Linked DNA regions of Mus musculus: regions 2 and 3 are each linked to region 1. Evidence: chromatin contacts called from ENCODE Hi-C or POLR2A ChIA-PET data. All regions are on one chromosome and are shown on one strand. Each heading gives the region's core, a stretch centred on a gene start or an enhancer-like site at or near the end of the contact. The rest is flanking DNA. Distances are from core to core; before and after follow the strand shown. Region 1 holds the start of 4930447K03Rik (RIKEN cDNA 4930447K03 gene). Region 2 holds the start of Psmg4 (proteasome (prosome, macropain) assembly chaperone 4). Region 3 holds the start of Tubb2a (tubulin, beta 2A class IIA).

Region 1 (2,573 bases), core at 52-2,551:
TGGGCTTACTGGTGGGATAGCATCTGAAAACCATGGAGATGGGAAGGGCAGGAGCTTGACAGGTGCTGCCGCCCTTCAGTCACTTTCTTAATTCTGTCTTGACGTGTTAATGTTGCAAGAGGAAGGATTCACTGGGCTCTCTGCAGATGCCATGAGTCACAGCTGCCATGATATTCAGGAGTCTCCTTTTCAGGGGACAAGTGGCAGCCCCTGCCCCCCCCCCCCCAAGCTTGCTACAAGTCTAGGATTCCTGACTACTCCTCAGGACCACTGGATCAGAACGTGCATCTGATGGAGATTCCAGGTGATAAGCAGGCAATTGCCAAGACTAAGGAGCCAGATGTGGACTCAGAAGATCTAACCTGGGTCATGGCTCATCATAAGAAACAAGGACAAGAGGAAAGAGTTCAGGGTGTAGGGCATTGGGGTGCTGAAAACCCTGTATTCTCCATTTCCTTTGCTCAAGGCTTGGCAGTGGGATCACCTGATAGTAATCCATGGTTTTCTCCACAGAATTTCACAATTTCATATGATTCAACCTAATACTCTGGAGAGTGTCCAATGTGTGACTCATGCCTCCCACAGTTACAGCGTGGCACCGATGTAATCCTGTTCTTTGACCTGTATGCAGCTGCGGCTCCAGAGGAGACACTGGCAGAGGTGTGCCTTTCTGCTTAGGGAGTCAGACTCCTGTAATCCCTTTCACGTCATCAACAATGACAAGCCATAATAGTGTCATACACTGCTCATTTGTGTTCAACCTTATAATGACTGTACAACGATCATTTGAGATGTATAGGTGAAGAAATGAAACCACAGAGAGGTTGAGTAAGTTGCTCAAAGTCACACAACTTGGAAGCAAGAAGGCAGAGCAACTTGATGCCCTGAATATTTCACAGAATTTCTGAAGAAATGCCAGACTAAGGCCATGGAGACTTCCAAGATCATGTGCTACAGTTTGGATCTGGGATGTCCCACACAGGCCTTTTTGTTTAAGACATGATTCCCAGCTTGAAGAGGTAGAACCTGTAGGAGGAGGGACCCAGACCATTGGGGCTGTAATGGCTCTTGTTTAATTTTACTGAATCTGAAATACTTAGGAGACAATGGCTCTGGCCATGTCTCTGAGGGAGATTCCAGAGTTGTGTTTGGGGGTGGTGCTCCCCTCACTGTGGGTGACACAGCTGGGATACAAGCTCTGAGGGAAAATCAGTGATGCTTGCCTTTGTCTCTTGCAGAGGACTCCAGTCCTGTGGCTCCCACTGCCGCTGCCACCATTACCATCAGACTCTGACTTCTTTCGGCCTTCCATCCTGGAACGAATACCAATGACTCACCAGGAATCTGGAGCCTTTGGCTCCAGAATGGAATTGCTGTGGTATCTGAAAGTTCCAGAATCCACACAAGACACCCCAAGACCAAGTTCTTAGCACAAAGGAGATTTATTTGCCTCAGAGGGAGAAAGGGCAAGGAATAAGAGACAAAGACAGGAAATGAAGGATGAGGGAGAAGGGGAAGGACAGAGAGTGGGGGAAAAGATATTTGTCCCAGATTGACAAAGGACTGTCTCTGGATAGAGAGGAGACAGATATGGCCCACCTGAACATGGAAGTTTATAAGGGAAAAATGGGGGAAACCTGGTGCTAGGTGAGGTGTTTTGTTTTAATTTGGGTATGTTAATTAGGTGAACCAAAGGGAGCTTTTAATTTCTGGATTTCAATATTTTGATAGCTGGATCTTGGTAGTTAGCCTCAGACAGAAGGAGTGAGGGACCTTGGAGACTAGCTTCAAGAATATAATCTGTTTAGCAAGGTAAAGGAAATAGGGGAAAGGCAAGGTCTGACAGCCATGTTTGCCATTCTCAGGTCTGTGTTTGCCATGCTTGGGCCTGCTAGAGCCCTTCAGTATCCAGCTTTGTGCTCTGAATAGCCTCTCCTGCATACATACAGCCTTTGTCAGGTCACCAGAACCTTATTATGCAAGCCACATGCATCTATGTAGACATACACTCACATTCACCTATTCTAGTCTTCTAAAGAACCTTTGGCCAATACAGGGACCTACAGGGACCCTGGTACCCTGGGACCCTGGCTTCCCCCTCTTCTCTTGGCTTCCCAGCAACCAGGAGGTATACTTATTTACTTCCTTTTTTTTTTTTTTAACCATATTCGCTGGCCATGATGTGCTTGCTCTGTTGCCACAGTCCCAAAGTAACAGGACATAACCCAAAACCATGAACCCAAATAGTATTTCCTCTGTTCAGTCCGCCACATTCGGAATTTTGTCTCCATCGTGGAAAGCCAGCTGGTCCAGAGGCAGTGGAAGGCTCTGTTAGGATGACTTAGGGATGTGGAGATTGCTCAAAGGATAAAGTGCTTGTTGTATGTGGTAGTCTTGTCAAGTCGACACACTGTGGAAGGGAGGCCTGGTGAAGAACTGTTGAGATTGACAGTGACCTAGTTAGCATTAGCTGTGGATTTGACACAACCTGGAATCACTTGAAGAGTCTCAAGTAATTATCTCTGTCAGGTTGGTCTGTGGTGTGCCTCTGTGAGATTGCCTTGGTTTTTAAG
Region 2 (2,573 bases), core at 48-2,547, 50 kb after region 1:
GTGGGTGGAAAAATGGATTCTGGGCTTGGGGTCTGAGATAAGGATGAGGTGGAAGAGAGAGGAAGAAGGAAGGAGGTCACCATGGTGTTGGTAGATCATGGGCACATGGTCAAGAGGACCAGCCTGATGGAGTAGGAATGGCCCAGGCTGAACATGGCCAGTGACATCTCTGGGATCACCATAAGAAAATAGGTAATATAGCATAGAGGGCTGATATCTGCCTAGCTCTAGTGCTTTTAAGCTTATTATAAATCTAAATGTTTCTGTATCTTTTATCTGGTAATGATATGGTCTGAAGTGGGGTAGAAACCCCCAATAGATATTTAAAGGTAACAAGGGGGTGTAGTAACCCCCTCCCCCCAACCCCCAACAATATTAACCACAAAGGCTGGGCTTGTTGCTTTTATAGTAATACCTCAGGAGCTCTATCACAGGAATATTTCCTTTTCCTCAGTGACTTGGGTCTTCCAGACAGGGCCTATCCCCTGATCTCCCATGATATTCCATAATCTATCTCCCTTGGGGACTAAGACATCTCACAGTGGATCCTCGGAGGGTCCCAAACCATACTCAAATCACATCACATTTTAAATCTCAATTTGATCCACTAAGAGTTACAGGAAATTTAAGCAGACTCTTTGCAGTTCCTAGAGTCTCCAAGTCTACTGTAAAAAGCTTGACAAACCGGGCAAGTTTTTACGCCTCTCAACCCACCAAGGGACTCATTCCAAACACTTTAGTGTCCCAGTAATTAAAATTAAAGGGTCCCAGGGCAGATATATCACCACCCTCCACAGGGCTTCCCTCTCTCACATTCTTTCTCAAATCTTAAAGGCTCCCTACTCATATTTCCATTTTGTACTCGAGGAAAGAGAGACAGAGAAGTTAAAGGGTTAGATCAAGACCCGAGCTTTACATGATAGCAGCTCAGGGTGTGCCTGCCTGTCTCTGAAGACCCTGTCCTCCCGCCATGGTCTATGCAGTTCTTTTTTACAGCTTTCTCCCAGGATCATTGCTGTTAAATTATGTTAGCTAGGTTAGAGACTTGCAGAGGTGGGCCTGGGAGGTGGTGGCTGCTAAAGCGCTCAAATTGTGTCCGTGTCTGGGCAAAGGAAGATGCTGAGAGTGGTTTCAGTCCACTAACATGCGCTCCTGGGAAGAAGGAAAAAGGACAGAGGTAGTTCAGTGGGTTCCTAGAGATCGCTGGCAGACTCCTAGGCGAGGCTGAAGGTACCAGGCTAGAGCAGGCGGAGGCCCTGTTCTAGGCCCCGCCCACTCATGCTCGCCCCACCCCACCTCGGCGCGCGCATCTGAAAGTGAAAGAGCGTTCCGCTTTTCGGAGCTCGCTCTCTCTGGTCTGGGAGCCCGCGCCTGCCCGGTCTCGGTGCTGTGGCCCGGTGGCTGGCGGGATGGAGGAGTCTCGGGCCGCTGCGGACGCGGACGTGTCGCTTCACAACTTCAGTGCAAGGCTGTGGGAGCAGCTGGTCCACTTTCATGTCATGCGGCTGACGGATTCGCTCTTCCTGTGGGTGGGAGCAACGCCGCATCTACGCAACCTCGCAGTGGCCATGTGCAGCCGCTACGTGAGTGTGGGCGGGGCCAGGAACTTGATGGCGATCTGGGGGCGGGGCCTAGCCGTAGTTGGGGGTGGGGTTGGGGGGACCGGTGGACCTCAAGGTGAAGGATCTGGGGTAGAGGGTGGGGACCGCTAAGAAGGGTTTGGGAGGAGAGAGACCAGTGGGAGTGAGGCTGGTCGCATGCGGCCCTGAGAGACATTCTTGAGGAGCTTCAGTGTGCCCTGGGGTCCTATTCTGAACACCTCAGGCTGGAGTCTCCTAGGGCTGCTTCTTGACTTGCGGGAACCCCGGAGTCAACCCACACGTGGACCACCTTAAAGGGAACTCATCCCAGCCCCTGAGCTCTGAGCTCACCAGAACATCGGCTCTCCTTGCACCAGCTTCCTGACATGTGCGCGTGCTACGTTTTACATTTTACATTGGGTTTAGACAACTTTTGTATTGAACTTGGAGCTTAGATTTGAGTGTCTGATAGGTACTTGACCAACAAACTCAAACCTTCCCCTTCTGTGACCTTTCATCTCTGTATGGGCAACTCTACCTATTCTGAGTGCTCTCTGGCTGTCTTTGGCCTTTCTTTCTCTCACAGGTCACGTGCCCAGAGCCTCTCCATCTCCAGGATAGGGGGTTGAATCCAAAGCTTTGCATGTGCTATGCAAATGCTCCACCACTGAGTTAAACTGCCTGTCCTCATCTCTTCCTTGAACACACCACTCATATTGGATGAAGGACTTACCTTACCCTCGGATGAGCTCACTTTGTGTGGGGGGCACATGCATATATATGCACCCAAATTTAGGAACATGCATGCACGTATGCATGCATACCATACACACTACATATAAGCAAAAAGATAAAACAATAAGATAGATCAGGGATTGCCATTCCTCTGCTAAAGACCCTTTGAGATGAATTCAGAGTATGATACTGAGTTTCTAGTGATCCCCACAGGGCCTGTTGCTTCTTAGTGTTCTTCCCTGCCCAGTTATTCCAGTA
Region 3 (2,573 bases), core at 47-2,546, 35 kb before region 1:
CAGCAGGGCAAGAGCCTAGTGGGCTGCGGGCCTCCATGTATTTGGGCAGCAGCTGCTGCTGCAGAGGGTCTTGGGAATGCGCAGTGCATCGGCCATATTATGACCACAGATGCAGGGCTGGGAGGAGCCTGGAGAAGGAAGTGGGCACAGCGGATCTCGCAGAACTGCAGAGGCAGCTGCTTTCTATCACTCCAGGCAAGGCTGAATGTTACACATACAGGCTGATGGATGGGAAAGGCAGAAGGGAAAATCAGGTGCCCCGCCCCCTGTGCCTCCAGGGATCAATGGCTGCTGGCACAGACTCCATGACAGCTTTCAACAGCCCAGTTTTATACCACTGACCTACATATTGGCTTCGGGTATTGACCCTGGCTAGGAATGTTCGGGGATGGGCAGTACAATCCTGAGAGGGCGTCTGGCAGCCCCGGGAAAAAGCTGGCCATCCTCAGGATGTAACCTCCATTGTGACTTGGCAGCAGGAAAGGGAGTGGGGAGGTTGGGTGGGCAATATGGCGGTGTTGAAAGAGACCATGTCCTTGTGCAGGCACCCGCCCACACCCATGTTAAATACCCATTGCTGTCTCCCCACTGCCGTCGGGTCTCACAGCCCCCATTCCAAGCAGTCTTGCAGAGAAAAAAGAGGACCATAATGTTTTATGTCACATCTAAACGAGCCCTTGTAAGAGAATTTGTCTAACACCCTCGTCTGTTGGCCCAAAGACACGCCTCTGTAACATCTGTCAACCCAATGACACTGCATTTTTTTCATTCAAATGACAGAAATATATATATATATATGAATTACATTTGACATGAGATTTTTTTCAATACATGTAGTGACCCCCCCAACCCAAATTTCAGACACGAAAAAAACCCAGACTAATGTCAGCTGCACCCCGCAGAAGGGCTGTGTCCCAAAGCAATGTAATGGACCTTAATTTAAGACACCCTTGTCGCACCAATCCTGGCAAGTTGGTCGGCTTTCAGGACCCGGCCCGCCCAGTAGCCAGCGGTGGAATGCGACACCAGCCGGGGCTCTTCTGGATCCCCTAGGCTCGGCCTGCTTCCGCGACACCCCCCCCTACCCCTCTCCCCACGCAACCTTGGGACCCTGACCGGATGGGACTACCTCATCCATTTCTTCCCTAGGGGTGAGCCCACCTTAGCGCCGATCTGGTTGCCACACTGGCCCGCCTGGATGTGCACGATCTCGCGCATGGTGCTGGTTGTAGAAGGGGTGGAGGCTCTTGCCCTCGGAGCAGTGCGTGGACAGAGGGCTAAGGAGCGCAAAAGACCAGTCGCCCTCCCCCAGCACCGCCTTTTATACCCGGGGACCGCCCAGTCCCGCTGACGTCATGGGGGCAGAGCCGAGGGGCGGCGCGGCTGGGACTGCGGCACCGCGAGAGGGAGCCGGGGCGCGGTGCGAGGTGCGGGGCACCCGCCTGTATCCAGCCTCCTAGGGTTATTACGCCCCCCCAGCCGGTCCTGCTGGTTTCCCCTCAGTGTCCACCTGAGGTGTTTGTCTACTGTCGAGACCTTTAGGTTACACTCTGGTTCTGCTCCCACACTGCTCATTTCCCACCACTCTGGGGACTACAGATGGGGCTCCTGCCTCCCCAGTAGCAGGACAGGTGTGGCCTCGCTCTTGGATATGAAGCCCAGAACTGAAAATGCATCTCTACTAGATGTCCTTTCTGAAAAAGGGTGCCTGCATCCTGGGCAGGACTTGAACTGCAGCCCGGTTCTCTCTTTCAAGTCTGCTTGGTAACTAAGGGCGAGTAGAAAGCCAGACGTGATACCGCTTGGGAGGAAAGAGGGGAGGATCAAGTGAGGGTCTGGACTGTTTCAAGGACGACAAGGATGCTATACAGGTCGATTGCTAGGTATAGAGGAGGAAGAGTGACGTTTTTCTGGTCTGGACTCTTGGGTCCTAAAAGCCTCTTAAAAGTCGAAATTTCTGCTCTCAGACACGTGTTGGAGCGAGAGAGCAAGGGAGGGAAGTGGAGGTAGCTAATATAGTGAGTGTGAGTTGAGATGCTGGTCTGAGAGAGACACTGGTTTTCATGGGCTGGGTAAGTTAGCCAAAGAACCTCACTGACAAAAGGTCACAGTGATCACGTTTTGGACACAGTGCTTAAAATATATTTGTTAAATGACTCACTTGTTTTCACTTTTAAAAATGTGATAACCAGGAAAATATAAAAACACGGTTGCAGCCCACATTCAGGGCTCACATTTCCTTCTCTCGGCTAGTACTGTCTGTCCCACAAAAGGCATCAACACTACCCAGATTCCTCCCCTCAGAAAAGCAAGGTTTAAAACCTGACCAGCTACAAATTGAGGAAGCCCGAGAACCTGCAGTTTTTCTATTAGCAGAAACCCTAGGCTTGGCGCTAGGACTGGTCCACCAGGAGTTACTCTTCGTTGGTCTGGCACAGTGGAGGGGTAAACAGGAGCTTCCACCAGTTCCTCTCGGGAGCCAGTTTCTTCAAATACTAAATAATTATAGGTGCCGTGGAGCTGGCTTTGTGAACAGGAAATGAGAAGGTGTATATGAAAGCAGGTTGAGTTTA

Evidence for each region. Hi-C counts contacts between places; a loop is a spot of excess contacts on that map. ChIA-PET counts read pairs that join two places held with the same protein, here RNA polymerase II (POLR2A).
Region 2: POLR2A ChIA-PET joins it to region 1 with 26 read pairs in embryonic stem cell. The contact joins the promoter of Psmg4 here to the promoter of 4930447K03Rik in region 1. POLR2A ChIA-PET finds 5 or more read pairs at or near these places in 4 of 5 experiments (Patski and embryonic stem cell).
Region 3: POLR2A ChIA-PET joins it to region 1 with 11 read pairs in Patski. The contact joins the promoter of Tubb2a here to the promoter of 4930447K03Rik in region 1. A Hi-C loop is called at or near these places in 5 of 37 maps with a recorded cell type or tissue (T-helper 1 cell, T-helper 17 cell, heart and 1 more). POLR2A ChIA-PET finds 5 or more read pairs at or near these places in 4 of 5 experiments (Patski and embryonic stem cell).

What each region holds. Positions count from the first base shown.
Region 1 is chr13:34,111,971-34,114,543 of GRCm38, forward strand. It overlaps 4930447K03Rik (RIKEN cDNA 4930447K03 gene), which reads right to left and starts at 1,302. Exons shown (of 5, transcript NR_046184.1): 1 at 1,224-1,302.
Region 2 is chr13:34,161,667-34,164,239 of GRCm38, forward strand. It overlaps Psmg4 (proteasome (prosome, macropain) assembly chaperone 4), which reads left to right and starts at 1,298. Exons shown (of 3, transcript NM_001101430.2): 1 at 1,298-1,583. The coding sequence starts at 1,410.
Region 3 is chr13:34,076,712-34,079,284 of GRCm38, forward strand. It overlaps Tubb2a (tubulin, beta 2A class IIA), which reads right to left and starts at 1,297. Exons shown (of 4, transcript NM_009450.2): 1 at 1,162-1,297. The coding sequence starts at 1,218.